2 separate regions of the Mus musculus genome follow, and region 1 is linked to region 2. The links are chromatin loops, found by intact Hi-C in ENCODE. Cell type or tissue: left cerebral cortex. All regions are shown on one strand. Each heading gives the region's core, and the rest is flanking DNA. Links, peaks and the distances in the headings are about the cores only.

The links. Hi-C counts contacts between places; a loop is a spot of excess contacts. Peaks named below come from ENCODE experiments on the same cell type or tissue, not always from the same donor. Only the 100,000 strongest peaks of a DNase experiment are listed, where the experiment ranks them.
Region 1: it touches region 2 in a loop (2.9-fold over the local background); 22 of 42 quality-filtered maps call a loop at or near these places.

Annotation. Positions count from the first base shown.
Region 1 is chr13:19,362,742-19,370,741 of GRCm38, reverse strand. Stard3nl (STARD3 N-terminal like) reads left to right here. Exons shown (of 9, transcript NM_024270.3): 5 at 209-262; 6 at 375-492; 7 at 2,903-2,998. Among named protein-coding and RNA genes, the nearest start is that of Stard3nl, 29 kb to the left of the region's middle. In left cerebral cortex, for the core only: CTCF peaks have their summits at 4,948 (motif pointing left) and 6,060 (motif pointing left); DNase peaks (open chromatin) are centred at 4,943 and 6,064.
Region 2 is chr13:19,615,908-19,625,064 of GRCm38, reverse strand. Epdr1 (ependymin related protein 1 (zebrafish)) reads left to right here and starts at 5,235. Exons shown (of 3, transcript NM_134065.4): 1 at 5,235-5,771. The coding sequence starts at 5,503. It overlaps Sfrp4 (secreted frizzled-related protein 4), which reads right to left and starts at 1,890. Exons shown (of 6, transcript NM_016687.3): 1 at 1,188-1,890; 2 at 1-37. The coding sequence starts at 1,632. In left cerebral cortex, for the core only: CTCF peaks have their summits at 2,312 and 5,221; DNase peaks (open chromatin) are centred at 5,257, 5,637, 5,971, 6,756 and 3 more places; H3K4me3 peaks cover 3,186 bases; H3K27ac peaks cover 1,418 bases.

The sequences.
Region 1 (8,000 bases), core at 1-8,000, 250 kb after region 2:
AGCTTAGGGGGAGGAGTGTTGTATATAGCCACTTAGGTTACATGCCTCAGAAACCCCATTTTGCCCGGAATGGTATGCAGGAAAGCACAAATACTATGGAAAGTAGCAGGCTGGGCACAGTCTGCTCTTGGCCCAGCTTTCTTGATGTGGGGGTCACTCACAGTGCTGAGTGCCCTGTTTAAGGAGTGTTATATTATGTGTCTTGCAGTTAACAACAGCAGTGACCAGTGCCTTTCTATTAGCAAAAGTGATCCTCTCAAAGGTATGTGTGACTCTCCTCCCTGTGCTGTTGCTCTGTGCCCCGAGGAAGTCCTCCTTCCCTCCCATGTGAGCTGAGTACTGGCTGCTTTTCCTCAACACCTCCTGTTCTCTAGCTTTTCTCTCAAGGGGCATTTGGCTATGTATTGCCCATCATTTCATTCATCCTTGCCTGGATTGAGACGTGGTTCCTGGATTTCAAAGTGTTACCTCAAGAGGCAGAAGAAGAAAACAGTAAGTTGTTTTTTGGCACATTCAGCCTGCCAGGCTTGCACATATCACACTGTTGGGAACTGATGTGGCTTTTTGCTGTGAGAGAAGTTTCAGGGACCAAACTGAGGCAGGTAGGCACATGTTCTTCAGTGGCTGTGTCAGAGTTGAGGGTGAAGTGGGTGGACATCTGAGTGCATAGGGACTCGAGTGGCTCCTCGTTCTGGCTGGGCCATGTGTCCCTTAGAAGGTATGGCCGTTGGTTAGACGGACATTCGTAACGTAAAGAGAAGTAGGCTCTCTTCCTTCTCCCTGGGCGGTTTGACCGTCTCGCATTGTAATTCCCAGGTCTGTAAGCATTCGTCTAGACCAGAACTGTGTATTTTCAGGCCAGAGAATATGGAGCCAACACTAAGTGAATGGAAGAAGCTGCTTTAAAGCAGTCAGCAGCTCTGCAGACACATCTGCCAATTCGCTGTACAGATAGCAGGCTCAAGATGGGTCACAAATAGAGCAGTTAAGTGCCTGGCACTGGGACTCTGATGGTCCAGAGGAGAGCTCAGTGGCCGGCTCAGCAGTCTGTTGTCCTCCCTTGAATGATCTGACAGAGCTATGACATAACCTCATGGGTATGTAGTGTGCTCCGACGTTAGGGAGAAGGGCCAAATGGTCCATCGGGAGCCATGAAGTTGGTTACTGGCCTGGGGTTCTTCTCTGTAGGAGACCTTTAGTGGAGATACAATGCCACCCTCCTTCTAGGAGGGAAAGGCATCCTAACTCGGTTTAGAAGGGCATGCTGCTTTAGACACGCCCCTGCTGGAGCTTTTCCCAGCATCTGGCTCAATTTGCCCCAACAAGAAGAAAAAAATCTTGTGTTTTATAGAAAATTAAGCATAATTATAGCTCTAAAAGCAACAGGACCAAGGATCACTCTACATGAAGTTTGATTTGAAGAAGTTTTTTAACAGAGAAGGCAAACCAAACAAAAGAACTGTAATTCAAGAGTGAATTTACAGAGCACACTAAACGGTGATCCTAGATGCTTCTGCCCTTGTGTCCTTCCTTCAAGCTGAGAAGCGGCCTGTCACGTTACTGTAGGGAGGCCACTTTTTATTGTAATAAACTCCACACTCTGCAGTGTTCACTTGACTGAGGTTGGAGTAGTTATGCGATTAAACCAGGTTCACAATATCTAATAAAGGTGAGCAGAAAGGCTGGAGACGTGGCTCAGTGAGTAAGAGGACCTGCTGCCAAGGCTGACAGCCTAAATGCTGTTCCCAGAACCCACATGGTGGAAAGAGAGCCAACTCTCACTGTTGTCTTCTGATTATACACCGTGACACATGCTTACCCCAGATACGCATGTATACACAAATACATAAACATTACTTTTTTTAAAAAGAAGGCAAAGGCAAAGCCACCTAGAATCAGAAAAAAAACCAAAACATATTTTCTTCCCAACATTCTACCATATGTAGATCCTAACTATAATATATACATTACATATAATGTGTGTGTGTGTGTGTGTGCACTCGTGCATGCTTGTGCATGTGTGTAGAAACACGTACCTGTGGGTACAGTGTCACGTGTAGAAAGGAGAACAGGAAAGGCAGTATTAGGTACAGGACACAGGACTCATGAGAGGATATGGAGCTAATTGCTTTTCTAGTTTTAACTGTTTTTTTTTTTTCCTTTCTTTGTGGTAGATAAGCATATACGATTATAATTGATAATGACAGTATAAAACTCTAAGTGGACCCCATGGCTTCAGAATGGTTATGCTAACTGTATAGATGTTCATGGAGAGGTACAGCGTTCAGGGCTGGGCGGGTGCTTGCTCTGTGGCTATGCTCATTTAGTTGTGTGGTAGTTTTATTTGTGAAGGTTTTGTTTGTTTGTTTTTTAACACTAAACTAATTTTTATGTCAAAGAATGAGTCCATATTTTATGAAATGTAAAGCATCATTTGCCTTCATTGTAGTGGCACGAAGGAAACTTACCTGTTTTCTGTGTGTGGCCAGGGACTTGCTACCACAGTTCCTAACACTGACACTGATTTTAGCAAAGCAGCCTTAAGGACAGAAGGTGTTCGTCCTTGTATGAGTTTCTGTCATTTATCTTGTTTGGTTTTGAAGTTGGTGTTGATGTTTGTAGAGAAGTGAGACTCGTCAGGAGAGTGATCTGAACACTGAGCCCAGGCGTAATTGGAAAGGATTATTTAAACTATTTGTTTTCTGTCTTTCTTTAATCTTCACAAGGTTGGTGTGTCGTTTAATTAATGAAATCTTTATTTGATGGTTGAAAGATTCTCAAAGTACCTTGTTTTTCTGACAGTTTATTTGCTGTATTGAAATGCGATTTTTATGACAGTTAGTCTTGCTGGGCAGCTGCCAGGACAGTGATGTGGATCTTACCATCTGGTTCTTCTCTCCAGGACTCCTGCTCGTTCAGGATGCGTCCGAGAGGGCGGCTCTCATCCCTGCAGGGCTCTCTGATGGTCAGTTTTACTCCCCTCCTGAGTCTGAAGCAGGTAAGCCATCGCTGACTGTTCGTGTCTTGGTCCATTTTGAAGCCCCCTCCATTTTTCTGTCTCATATCCTGTCTATTTCCCAGTCTGTTTAGCAGGCCCTGACCATGCCATGATGTAAAACTAAGTAAGGGAGTCTCCCAGGAGACCAGTGGTGACAGATGGCAGGAGCAATGGGCCTGACCAAAACATACAAGGGCTGGACTATGCATTCCCAAAGGTGTGCAGAGAGCCAGTTCTATGGGAAAGCGTGGCAACAGCAGTAACCTTTGGGAAAAATACAAACAGAACTATACTGAGGAACCACTGTACCATGTTAACATATGAATTACTTGTTAAAATCCCTTGTACATGGAAGAGGTCAAACCCACATGTACAGCAGTTGAGAGGGCAACATGGTGCAGCTTCTGTAGAAAACAGCTTGGTATTCCCAACAAAATTCAGTGTAGAATTATGATATCACTCAAGCCTTGGCTGTCTGGCTGTCTATCCAAGAGAAAAGAAAACAAACTTGAGACACAGTGAGCCCCTGAAATCCTAGCAGCATTGTGTACGGTAGCTATCAACAGGTGACAGAGTGTGACACATGCACCCAGGGGAACATATTAGAGCCTTAAAAAGGAGCTAGATCTTGACCCATGACCATCTGTGAACCTTGGACAGAATGCGGGAGATAAAAAAAGACCCATGTAAAAAGTAACCATTGCAGGACTTTGTGTGAGGTCAGATCCCAAGAGTCAGTAGAAGAGTGGGGGTGTGTAGATGTTAATGTTTTCACAATAATGTGGACCTTAGAGCCTCTGCATGGAACACTTCAAAGTGGTTAAATGTTATAGTGGGTGAGGAAGAAAAAGATGTCTAAAATACTTGATTTTATTTGCATTTATTTTCATACAGTATATCAAATATTTTAAGTTGTTTGGACTTTACAGGTACCAGGCAAGTAAGGGGGCACTGGGGCTCATTCACATCTTAAAACCACTCTGAGCTTTTTGTACCAAGAGAGAAACAAAGTCAGGCACAGAGCAGAAGTACACTAGCATCACACAGTAAGTGCTGGTTCTCGGGCACACTGCTGGCTCCAGTGTGAGAGTCTGCTCACAGCTGCTGCTTACAGCTTCCTGTGTCTGTGGAAGTACCAGAGTGGCCGGGTCAGCTCTCTGCCCAACACCTTCAGTGACATGGCCCAGGTCACCTCTGTTGGCCTTCCTCCCTCGCTGTCCCACCTCTTACCCTGTCTTCTTTTCCCTTCTTAGTCTCCAGAAAACCTGGGCTCCAAGGCCCTCAAGCCATTGTGCATTTTATTGCTTCTGTTCTGAACATTGTAGCTCTAGCTAAAGCTCCAAGAGCCTCCATCCAGTCTTCTCCACAGCCACCCTCCTGCTGTCTTGGTTAGGGTACTCCTAGACTTCTAGGTCCTGTTCTGCAGCCCTGTCATCCTGCCCCATATGTAGCAGTTATTTGGTCTGTTTCTACCTCTGGGATGTAAGGTGAATTAGAGGCTACATTGTAGTCCCAGCATTAGATAGAGGAAAGGGCTGTGAAGGTGCAGCCCTGTGCAGTGAGTGGTCTTGCACTGGAGGAACTTAAGGCTGCTTACATTGTGGATTGTTGATGTGGGGTCCAGAACAGCACGACATGGACAATCCCACGTACATGTTAGTGTCGGTCTGAAACCTATAAAAAGTACAGTTTGAAGTGAAGCGCTTTGCTACTTAACATCGTGTGACTATTTGATTCAGATATTTTATGTCATAGGGCTCGTTTCAAAAAATGGAACTTATAGTCTAATTCAAAATGTAACTGTTAGCTTATACAATTTCTCATTATCAATTTGTCTTCTTAACAAGGAGCTCAGCTCAGCAGGCTAATAACTGGTTCTTCTCTGTCAAGCTTCCCAGGACCCGCAAGGGCCTTTAGTCTGTGATGTCTGCCACCACCTAGTGGTCCTCTGGAGAACTACCACTGGGTTATGAAGCCAGAGAGAACAGAGACAATTCTGTAGGTAGCGTTCCTGTAGGCACTGCTTTATTTACACAAGATACGCATCAGTATTGGTAAACACAGGTGGATTCTCAAAGAGCTTGCTTTCCTGTGTTACATTTGTGTTACCTGAATGTTCAATTTGGAAAAAAATGAAACTATTACAGAAGGTAATGTGCTTAAAACTGGCAAGCCATTTTCTCACACAGACTCTCATAATGCTGAGAGGGAGGGAGCAATGCTGCCTGCCTGCAGAGACTGGTGCTGTCAGAAGACTGGGGGCTGCCTTGCTTGCCTTGTGACCCGGCACCCAAACTAATGCCTGACTCATGGTAGATTTCTGTCTGCGGGAACGGTGGGTTAAGTAGAGAAGGAGATTCTAGGACGTGAACCTAGAAATGTTATCTTCTTCTCATAGGAAGGAACAGCTCGGCATTTAGAATGGGAATACAGAAATCATCACAGCCCAGTGGAGGTGCGGCTGGAACTAGAGCCCGCTTTGTTCCCAAAGCTTCCAGTTGCAGAGAAGGAAGGCCTGGGCTACCCATGTGGCTGCAGTGACGATGCTGACTGAGCAGAAATGAACTAAGTGGCATGCTTAGGTGGGGCAGTTCTTTACCCCCACTGGGAGTCTGGTTTGAAATGCAGGCTAGTTTGGGACTGAAGATGTGTAGTATTGAGTGCAGCACTTGTCTGGCCTCGGTTTGATCCCGGGCCAGTGGACAGGTGGATGAATAGATGAGTACCTCAAACTGTATAATACTAACTTATTGTGGGCAAGTCAAAATAAAGGTGCTAAGATTCCAAGAGCTGTCATGCCCCTGCTTTGCCTCATTCCTTCATCCCTCAGAAGGGTTCTCAATTAGGTGGTCACCCTTTGTGTAGAGAATATTTAAAGCATTAAAAACCCATTCCCGGGGTTATTAATTAATGTATGTTTTAAGCTCTATGAAAGTATATAAATTTACATACTACAAATAAATACATCTATTGTGAATGATAGTTAAATGAACTAGTTTTACCCCATCAAGCTTTCCAGGGTGACAATTCATCTGTGATGTCTACCACCTAGTGGTCATTTGGGGAATTGCCACTGAGTTTTGGCTAGTTTTTTAGGTTGTCTTATAACAGTAAACTGTTCGCGCATGGTTGCACTTAGCCCCTGTGCCTGTACAGTCATGCTGAGGTCACTATTGCTGTGCTTCCTATCGTGATGCCGTGTCCCCTGGACATACACTAGTAACAGTCATGCCATGTGGTTTCTGCATTCAGCTGCTCTTTCTGCAGGCATCAGTGCCTGTTTTTGCACAGTGTGACGCTGCACCACTTGTCAGTCGCTGGCACTTTGGACTGCAATTTGGGCTGTTAATAAGTAATTGAGCCAGGAACAGCCACTTACGTGTTTGAACATTTATTAACTTTCATGAGTGGAAGCTGCTCATCGAAGCCCTCTCCTCCGCACATACTTCAGGCCGTGAATGTTGGCTTTATCCTTACAAGTCCTTGCTGTTGTACACGTCTGCTTTTGGTAGGCTAACAGAACTACAGAGGTGCTCGCTGTCTTTAACTTACAAGTCTCTACATGCTGACATCTCTTCCACATCCCCGCTCCACATCTCTTAGGTCTTTTCACTTTATATTTACTTCACATTTCAATTAAGTTCTGTAATAATTCCACACATTTTTTTTTTTTAAAGATTTATTTATTATATGTAAGTACACTGTAGCTGTCTTCAGACACTCCAGAAGAGGGAGTCAGATCTCATTACGGGTGGTTGTGAGCCACCATGTGGTTGCTGGGATTTGAACTCTGGACCTTCGGAAGAGCAGTCGGGTGCTCTTACCCACTGAGCCATCTCACCAGCCCCTCCACACATTTATATAACACAGTCTGATCACACTCCACCCCACCCCTCCCACTCTAGTGAACCCCTTCTCCTCTCTGCAGAGCCCCCTCATTCTCATGCCTTCTCGTTTGGTTTGTTATCTACTGGATTTAACCAGAGTCCTGTGAGCATAGGTGACACTGTTGACTGGAGCCTGGGGAACCCACCAATGACTGCACTACCCCTCCCCCAAGGCCCACCAGATTCAGTAACCCCCGCCCCCCGGGGAGAAGCAGGGCCCCCATGACCACTCAAACCTCATTCATGATTAGTTATTGATCTTCCCAGTCTTGTGTAGGCAGCTACAGCTTTTGCAAGTTTATTATTGACTATCCAGATCATGCCCATCAGATAGTGAGTGGTTGGCACCGTCTTCCCTGTCGCGGTCCTGCGTGGTCTCTGAGCCTTGGAGGAGATGCAGATACCCTCGTTAGGACTGAGCACAACACTCATACTCTCAGCACTCCAGCAGCTAGGAGATTCTGCAGTTACCTCAGTCAGTCTTCGAAGCCCACTTCAGGTGGTGCCTGCCTGTGGGCTTCTTGGGTGTTGTGTCTTAATGTCAATTAAGCGTAGCTTATGAGTCTAGTCTGATGATGATAGTTATTAGCAGTCATAGCTAAGATCTCTCAACCTTCACTCTGGGTCATAAAGAAATTTGCCTGTGGATTTTATCTAGAAGTTTCGATCAAAATTAGGGTATTTTTGGTTGGATGGTTTTGCATTTTTTAGGATTATGCTATATTTTAATTACTTTTCATATATAAAAGAAACACAAGACTACATGCACATTCTTTTGATGTCAGCTATCTCTGTCCATTTGTCTATGAAACAGTTATCAAAACAGTGACTCCCCCACTGACCCACTTGACATTTGCTGAGAGTGCCAAGCCAGTGGTTTCTCCGACTCCCTTTGGATTGCAGTTAGCATAATCTTTTCCTTCTTTGTAAAAACGTCACTTATTTTACTTATTTACTTATTTATTTATTTATTTTACTTACTTTCCTGCAGTCCTTTCTTAGGGTCTGATGCAGGCCTTTACAGCTCTAGGTTCTTCTAGACCTTGCTTTACTGGTACGCGTGTATTCTGACCTGCTGTAGTGTTTCCTGATGATTATCAGCAGGTTGGTGATGT
Region 2 (9,157 bases), core at 491-8,490:
ACCATCATATCTGGTGTGATGTCTATCCACTTCACATCTGAAACACAAACAGGGCCTCAGGGATGTAGTCAATGCCTGGGTCTCCTCATTCACGTGGAATAGGAACCATTGGAGGCTACGAGCCAATACAAACATCCAACACAGTATTGCCGTAGTAAAAATAATGTGATTGTTACCTACCTTTCTCACTACAACTCAGGCCTAAGGAAAAGAGTCTTTGAGTCAAGAATTTGCTGACTCAAGCAGAATCTGATGCAAATGAACATCCATGACACTAACCTGGAGCAGTCTCCTCGCCCCTTCCCTGAGCACCCTGACACTGCTGTTCCAAGTCTTCTGTTAGAACCACCAGCCTGTTTCCACGCTGCTACCTCCCACTGCAGTGCAGGAACAGCCCACAGCTGCATTGTCAACAGTACTAAGCATAACTTCCAGGCTTAACAAAGTTGAAGCAGTTGTCTAATGTGAACTTTTTTTCTAGTATTCCAAATAAGAGAACCGTTTAAAGCAAGGTTGATAAATCACGCCCACCCCCTTTAACTCATATCCTAGGCGCAGCCTCTTTAAATAGAGGATGATCTGACTTAGGGGAAGCCTCAATAAAATAATGCAATAATGTTCTCAGGTTTCATTTCAAGAAATGAATTCGTAGTGTCCCTTCCAACAGTAACAGTAAAACAGCATAAAAGAAAATAACGGAGGAAGTGACACAGGATCAGATTAACCAACATGCCACAGGGCTCTGCTCAGTGACCACAACATAGGCACAGAGTGGAGTTTAACCAGGGCGACTACATTTACAAACTTTACGCCGCCGGGTGGGAAGCCGGAGCTATTATTGCTCTTCGAGAAAGAACTCCCGGTCAGCATGGAATGAGAACATATTAGCCACCACGTGCTGGGACTGTCTCAAGCACCAGCTTTCTTTGCTTAAGCTATTGTTTCCTTTATTTACCTTATATTAGACACTTAAATGGGTTATTCTCCAACAACCTTATTCTCCATGTCCTTCAGGGAGCTGTTTCTCTCCCCTGAGAAATCCCTGAGAGATAAACTTCTGGGCCCTTCACCTCCCCCAAGGCTGGGACAGGAGCTGGTGGGCTCTAAGCAGACACCATCTGCTTCTCATGCGAGTGTGTTTGTTCCCTAGAATCTCTTGGCCTCCTTGATACCTCCTCTTCTCTTACCTTCTGGAAGGTCAGTGACTATTGCCTCTGGAGAGATACAAACTCCACGGTCATAGACCGGCAGCTCATCGCAGGCCAGGCTCTCTGGCCAGCTGTGGTTATACATCTTCATGAGGGGCTCGCAGTCGTCACGTGCGCGCTGGCACACAGACTTGCAGGGCTTGATGGGATCGTGCAGGAACTCCAGGGTACAGATGGGTGCGTACATGGCACAAAGGAAGAAGCGCAGCACAGAGCTGCAGTTCACGTCCACTAGCTCTTCATACTGTTCGATGGCCAGGATGGCGTTCTCCTGAGTGCTGTGGTGCAGGTGGTTGGGCATCCGGGTGATGTTCCAGGGCATGTGCCTGCACATGGGGATGCGCACAGCTTCGCAGGGCGCTCCGCGAACTCCCAGCGCCAGGCGCAGCCACAGGCATAACGCCACCAGGATGGAGCGGAGCATGGCACTGTCCTCCTGGGCTGCAGTCTCTGCTGGGAGGACCCTTTTCTTCCAGCCCCGTTGACCTCCTTATCTCTTTACCTAGGGGCAGTGGAGTGAGCTTTCCTGCTGGAGCTCCAGTCTGCACTGATGAGGAGTTCTGGGGGGTTGGCCGTCGATCACCCCTGGGCGCACCGGCACTGGCAGCGCCAGCACTCAGCCTCCAGAGCAACGACCCCCGCGGGAAGCTCCAGTCTCGAGTCCCGCAGCTCGGAGCGCAGCGGGCCACGGCCATTGTGGAACCCTATTTATCCAGACGCGTCCCCTGACGTGGGCTCAGCAGCCTTGGCAGCGGCGAGAGCAAAGCCGGCTCCCACTCCGCTGCTCCACCCCCAGCCTCTCCTGCAGAAGCGATGACATCATCTCGGCCGCTCCACAGCCAAGGGCCATAGTTCTGCATTTCCCCCCAAAGTCCATCCTTTTTTTCGTCAGCTAGTCTTTTTTCTTCAGATCAAGAAAAGGAGCATCTTGCTTTCAGCCATTTGGGACTCTGGATAAAAGCCTGTGCAGGGGAGACTTTGCTAAGTCGGCCTTAAAGTTTCCCTAAGTTCAGAGTTGGAGCAACTGGAGCAACGTGACCCTGTTGTTGCCCTTTCATTTCGAAACACTTGTTTTTCCTTTCCCATAGGGGGCGAGAGAGGTGCCTCAGCTATGAGGGCAGTGTGGATCAGGGAAAGCCTAGCACAGTAGGTGTTGGAACTAGCACTGGCAGTTTATATAAGCCTTCCCTAGACCACCCTGAGTTGTGCGGAGTTTGCTATTGTTGCTACTGATGTTGTTTTGTGGCCACTAGACTTAGTTCTGGCTCAGATTTTTACCAGGCATTTGGTTTGTGACTGCTCCAGGAACTTGGAACTGCCCAGGGGTGCAAGAGCATCTCTGTGTTGGAGGAGTTTCTCTATTCGCTACTTTCTCTAAAATACTAATTTCTGAGCCCAACATGACTGGAAAACAGAAGAAAACAAAGATAACTTGAGATGCTGCATGCTGAAAGATTTTCCCAATCCACCAGCGTGATCTTTGCTAAATTGCCCGTTATTTTACTTGACTAAGAACTCACTAGCTTTGGAAAGCGAGCGTGCATGTTTACTTTCCTCTTCTTTGCTTTAGAAAGAGACATGAAAATCAATGCTGGTTCACAGAAAAGAGCTGTTACTGTTGCAAGTTTACACCAAATGCCTGCCAATCAGAAAGCAAGACTTCCGATGTAAACTTGCTCTCATCGTTGACAATAAGAAAACATGTTCTCTGAGTGTTAATCTTTAAAGGTATGGTTGAGCTTGAAACCTGGGTTAAAGGAAGTTCTTTTGCCTCTCCCTCCAACGCTGAGGCCCACAAGTTAGCTTAGGTGTGAATCTGACTGAGGATTAAAACAGCTGTGCAAAACAAAAACAGCAAAAAACAAACAAACAAAAAAACCACAACTGCATTTGTCATCCTTATTGTGTAAGGTATAGAGACAAACACTATGAAGACATTAATGATCCTATGAGATCAGATACTATTTAGATCTGTGTAAAGTACCTATTCATCCCGAGCAATCCATAAAGGCATTCTGCTTTCCTACTGAATAGGTCTCAAGTCCCAAAGATGCCAAATGCCATAGGAAAATATCAAGCAGAAGGGGGTGGCCAAAAGGCACCTCATGCCTTTTCTGGTAGTGAAATCCCAAACCTAGTCTACCGCCCCCCTCCCCGCACCACACACACTGAGCAAAAAAGATCATTAGATTAACTTTCTAATGAGAAGAGAGGGGGTATAGAAAGACAGAAGGACAGAGACAGAGACAGACAGAGGGATAAAAACTTCCCACCTCTTTCTCCAACCCAGTATAGATGAGACCCTAGGTTCCTCCCAACACTAAATGAAAACAAGAAAAGAACTAAAAGAAGGAAACTATTAAGACAGGAATTTGGGACAGAGGGGTAGAGCTCATTGTTGCGCTCACTCCAAGTTCACACTCAGCCTAAGGAAGCTACCTTCAATGTGGAACTCTACCTATCAGGCCCACCGATAGTCAGTCTGTCCCTGTTTTTCATAATGTTATACAGAGCAGAGGGACTTGTCCGAAAATTCTTGTCAATTGTCCTTCCTCTTCCTGCCCTCCCAAAAGGCTTGCAGCTTTAGCACTAAAGCCATTGTCCTCTAGTTGGGTGCTTCTCTGGGGTGACTCCCATTTGGGCTCCCTATTCTTCCTTTCTCCCCTCCTACATGCCTGCTGCTCTCAGGATTTTGACCCTAGCTTTCACCTCAGTCTTCCCTCTCCCGTCAACTCCAAGTTTCCTCATTCTCAGGACTTTTGAAACGTAGGTTGGAGAGTTCCTTGTCAAATATCCCTGGGAGGGGGGTGGCAAGAATCATCCATCCATCCATCCATCCATCTCAAATTCTCTTCAGTGACCCTTTCTATGCCTGTGGCTTCCGAATCTAAGACTTGGGCACTGCATGCTCAAGCCATGCAGAACTGTCTTTGGTTGTCTCTACCTAGATATTCCCCAGTCATCTCAAAGCTAACTGGCTGAACTACAATTTTCCTTCCTTCCTTCCTTCCTTCCTTCCTTCCTTCCTTCCTTCCTTCCTTCCTTCCTTCTTTCCTTCTTTCCTTCCTTCCTCTCATTTACCCAAATCAGAACCCCCTGCCTCCAACTTCAATCTTTCTTTGTAATTTCAAGCTCCATTCCACCCTACCCATCCCCATTGCTGTCACTCAGCTACTCTACAGCTGGCTTGTAGTGTAGCAGCTTCTGCCCTGATACCCTGCCACTCTGTCTGACACTGCATTTTCTTCCTGTGCTAGCCGAGTGAGCTTTCTAATATACATCGCTTATGAGGGTTGTCCCTGGCTTTTTGTGGGCTTGTGGCTCTCACAGTCCTCGATATCAACAACAAAACACTCAACAGCTTTTAAGGCCCTAAATGATCAGGCTCCTGATTGTCTTACAGATACTTGCTTGGGCTCCAATCCTGGAGTTCTTTTGACCTCACTCAGAAATGCCCCAAACCATTTCCTCTTGGCTCACTCTTCTTCATAGTAGGTATTAAGTGGAAATGTAAATAACATTGTAAAGCAAGGGTCTTTAAAAAATTGCCTCATCTCATCTTGTTTCTATATTATTATTAATCCTACCATTACTTAAACACACACACACACACACACACACACACACACATACACTAAAGTAAACCTCTAAAAACACAAACCTCTGGACTTGAAGCTTTGACGTGTAGGAGAGAGGAATCTCACTGAATTGAGACTCAGGCCTGAGATTGGAAACTGCACAACGAACACCACAGAAATTTAGTGTCATTTCTTCAGGAAGGGACCATTGTAACACTTTTAATTTGTAAAAAAAAAAAAAAAAAAAAAAAAGTCACGATTTTACCAAGAAACAAATTACAGCAGCCAGAGAATGTGCCACACCTCTGCTCTGCTCCTGTCCTCCTTGAGGGGGGTTGCAGTTCTTGGAGAAAGGAGTCCCTTCTCAGAGAATTACCCCTTCCATCCCAAACCCTTTAAGTGCGATGCCCTTTAGGATGCTAGTGGCATCACTGCCGCTGCGTTTCCTGTTGGCAGCAGAGAGCAGGAAAAACAAGCTTTGGTAAGCCTCCGCCAGAGCAGAAAGAGCTGGGGCGATTCACGCGGCTTTCCCAGGCCGGTGTCCCGGTGTCCGGAGCCCCCAAGCCAGGAGCCTGTGGAACGGAAAATCGAGAGAGGCCTGAACTGGGTCCCGGAGCACACCTTTCGCCAGGGCGCAGAGAAGGCTCACGCGACTAGTCCAACGCAGGGCCTCGGCTCTCTCTGGAGCTCGGCTGACCCTGGGGCGGCAGATCACGATGCCCGCGCGCGCTCCCCGCCGCCTGGTCCAGGGGCCTCGGGGGACCTGGCTGCTGGGAAGCCTCTGGGTCTGGGTGCTGTGCGGCCTGGGGATGGCGGGCTCCCTGGGAACCCCACAGCCATGCCAGGCACCCCAGCAGTGGGAGGGACGCCAGGTTCTGTACCAGCAGAGCAGCGGGCACAACAACCGCGCCCTGGTGTCCTACGATGGTCTCAACCAGCGCGTGCGGGTGCTGGACGAGAGGAAAGCGCTGATCCCCTGCAAGAGGTAGGCAGCTTGGAAGGGCAAGACGGCGGCCAGGGGAACGCCAGCTCGGGCGGGGGCTTGCTACTCCAGCTAGACCCCCAGCAGCTCCCGGCCCCTCCCGATCCCCAATTAAGTTATAGGGGGCCTTGGGATCCGCTTGGTCTGACCACTGAGGTAGAGGCAGGCAAAGAAAGGACTCTCCAAGGGCAAGATGGAAAAGCCAGGCATTCTAAGTCCAAGTTAGCCTCATGTCTTAACTGCTGAGTCAGGCTTCTGGCACCTGGAGTCCCCTGCAGTCTAGGGCGTGTTTTTTGTGTAGAAGGGACAAACACAATATTCTCTAAAATTTTTGTTTACAATGAAAACATTTTAAATCACAGTGTGTGTGTGTCTCTGTGTGTGTGTGTGTGTGTGTGTGTGTGTGTGTGTTGCCTGTGTGGAGGCCAGAGGACAACTTAGAGTCGGTTCACTCTCTCTCTTCTGACATGTGGCTCTAAGTACAACACTGTAAAAGGCATGGGAAATGATTTTTAAAAGCTCCTCCCAGCTCATTACCCTATTACAATCTGACCATGTTTGTTTCCATCTTGAGGATTTTCTCTTTTGAAAAACTAGTTAAAACTCCCATTAGAACACATATACTTTCTCCTTAAAACATCTGTTAGATACATATACTGCCACCTTAGAATAGACGCTGGGGCACATACATTCCCACCTTAAAATCCCAATTTTACGTATCCTTCTCTCTTCTCAGTTTATTAGGTTTTTTTAAAACCTATTTTTAATGACCACAGAAATTGCAAAATGGGAGGGCATGCTATCTGTCACACACATGCTCAACACAAATGCGTGCACATTTACATACACACACACAAGCAAACCAATGGTAGTCAATTTAGCTTTCCATTTTGTGTTGATAGAGGACATACTTTTTTAGAATGTCACCTTGTTTCTGGTCTCTTTAAGACCTACTTTCTAATTTAAGATCACCACCTGTCTCGGTGGCTCAGCCCTCCACTAATGTCCAGTGTGTGTCATGCAGTCACACTGACATCTCTTCATGGCATTTGCACCAGGAGGAGATACGATGGTCCTGGTAAGATTGGTGATGAATAAGAACCACTAGCTCCCAGCACAAAACAAAGCTTGGTAACACCGTTTCACCAAAAAACCATTGGAAGTGTTGGGCTTCTTGATTAAAGTAGGGGAAAGACAACTTTCTGAACCACCTAATCAGAGTGTGAGACCACCCATTACCAAATGCAGGAGACTCACTGTACTCTTGGATTTTTTTTCTGCTTTTGAGGATTCAACAAACCATGGATAGAAAATATGTGAAATCATATTGCATGTACTAAGCACATCCATACTATTTTTCTTGTCATTGCTTGTTAAACAATACAGAACTTATTTGAATAACATTTATATTATATTTGTTATACTGAACAACCCATATATGGAAGGGTGTTTGTAAGCTGCATGCAGTTTTTTGTCACTCTTAGATCAAGGACAAGGGCATCCATGGATTTTGTTATCCATAGAGGCACTGGATCCAACCCTCCTTGAATATAGAGGGACAGCTTTACATTAGCCTGGAAGGCAAGTCACAGTAGTGTCTTTATGGAAGACTCAGAGTATGCAAAGACTTTCAAGAACATGAGTGTTTTTCATTGGGGCTTGAGGGATATAGTAATATCCATTATTTGAGTGTGTTATATGATATACTATTGCTGAAACTTGGCATGTTTTATATAATTTTGTTTAGGGTTCATAACATCACACACTAGGTTGTATGATTTCTATTCACATAGAAACACCAAGACCTAGGGAAATTAATAAACTTTCCTTCTATCGCACAACTGAAAGTTAAGAAAGCTGCATGGATTCTGACATCTATAATATACTATGTTCATATTCATCCATCCTCATTCAGTAGGCTATTGCTCATGGCAGATACTGTGTCAGTTATCAGTGGAGTGGGTCCTGATTTTCAGGGGATAACAGTCTGAAGGTGGAATCTCATAATTTAATTATCCCTACGATGAATATACCCATGATGAACACATGGCCAGAGCTTCCTGGAGAAGGTGATATCCCAAATTAGTGGCCCTCAGACACCCAAGCGAATCTACCAGGGGTGACATGCAGAAAAGACTTTGTTGGGGGCATAAATATGTATGTATCACAGATTTAGTAGGTTGTCATCTGGGAGTTTACAAGCAGGACTCATATTCTGAGACTACCAGCCCAGTCTCTATGAGGAACAAAAGCAGAGTGTGTTGAGAGGTCACGCTGAAGGAGCCTGAACAGTTGGAATGCCATTATTAGGTGGCATAAAAATCACTGGATGCATGGCTGAAATTTCATCCTCAAGAGCTTTAGAAAAACTAGAGCGACACAATGAGTGTAGGAGCAAACACTCCGAGTACTGTAGCTGCTTCAGATGGAGAGGAAGCTGCACAGGTGGTTCCATTAGGGAAGTGTTAAAGAGGTGGTGACATATAAGTGATCAGAGGCCGCAGGGTATGGAGGGACAAAGAGGAGTCAAGCAGGTTGCCACTAGTGGTAGCTGGAGCTAACTGTACTGGCTGCATAGAACAGGGATCACTCTCTTTACTTGGAGTGAGGGTGGGACACGACTCTTGATGTGTCCTTAGGAAGCATGTTCACTGGTTATCTGTTGGTCAGTAGACATGGGGAACATGGGCTGGAACACCAGAGTTCACTGCTGATGCTAACTAAGCAGTGTGACCTGGAGAAGACCAAGAGTTCATTCTCACCCAAAGAGCATCATTAACTGTTCAAGACATTTGGCTATGTACTCAGAATCTGGTTCTGAAAGTGAGCTTTTCTAGATTACTGTGGGTTTTTTTTTTTTTGAGACTCAGTTTCCTCTTTTACAAAATGCAAATACGTATAGCAACTCATTTATTAGCATATAGTGAGGATTCTGTAAGTTAAATATACAAAGCACGTGCTACATTGTCTCCTCATAGAGCAGTGAGGAGGTGTGTAGTCAGGGGTCCCAGGTGCTTCTCTCACCACCCACCATCATTGTCCTGGTGGATTTCATTTCCCATGTGCAGGAGTCTTACTGACAGCCCCTCTGAACTCAGACACTTGATTGAGCAGCACACACAAGTATCCTCTCTTTGGGAACTGACTCGGTACACAGACTCAAATGCTAAACTATATTTCAGCAAGTTTTATAGCTGGTATGGAGACCAGTATTCTCAAATCCACAGAGATAGACTAAATCATTCTCTCCTTGATTCAAAACGATGTGAGAAGCCAAATTGCGATCAGGAGGTTATGAGTAAAGAGTTGGAGCAGACACACGTACAGAGGCCTGGTGATTGTCTCTTCCAGGCTCAGTTTTACGTACAACATTGAGTTTTTTCCATCAC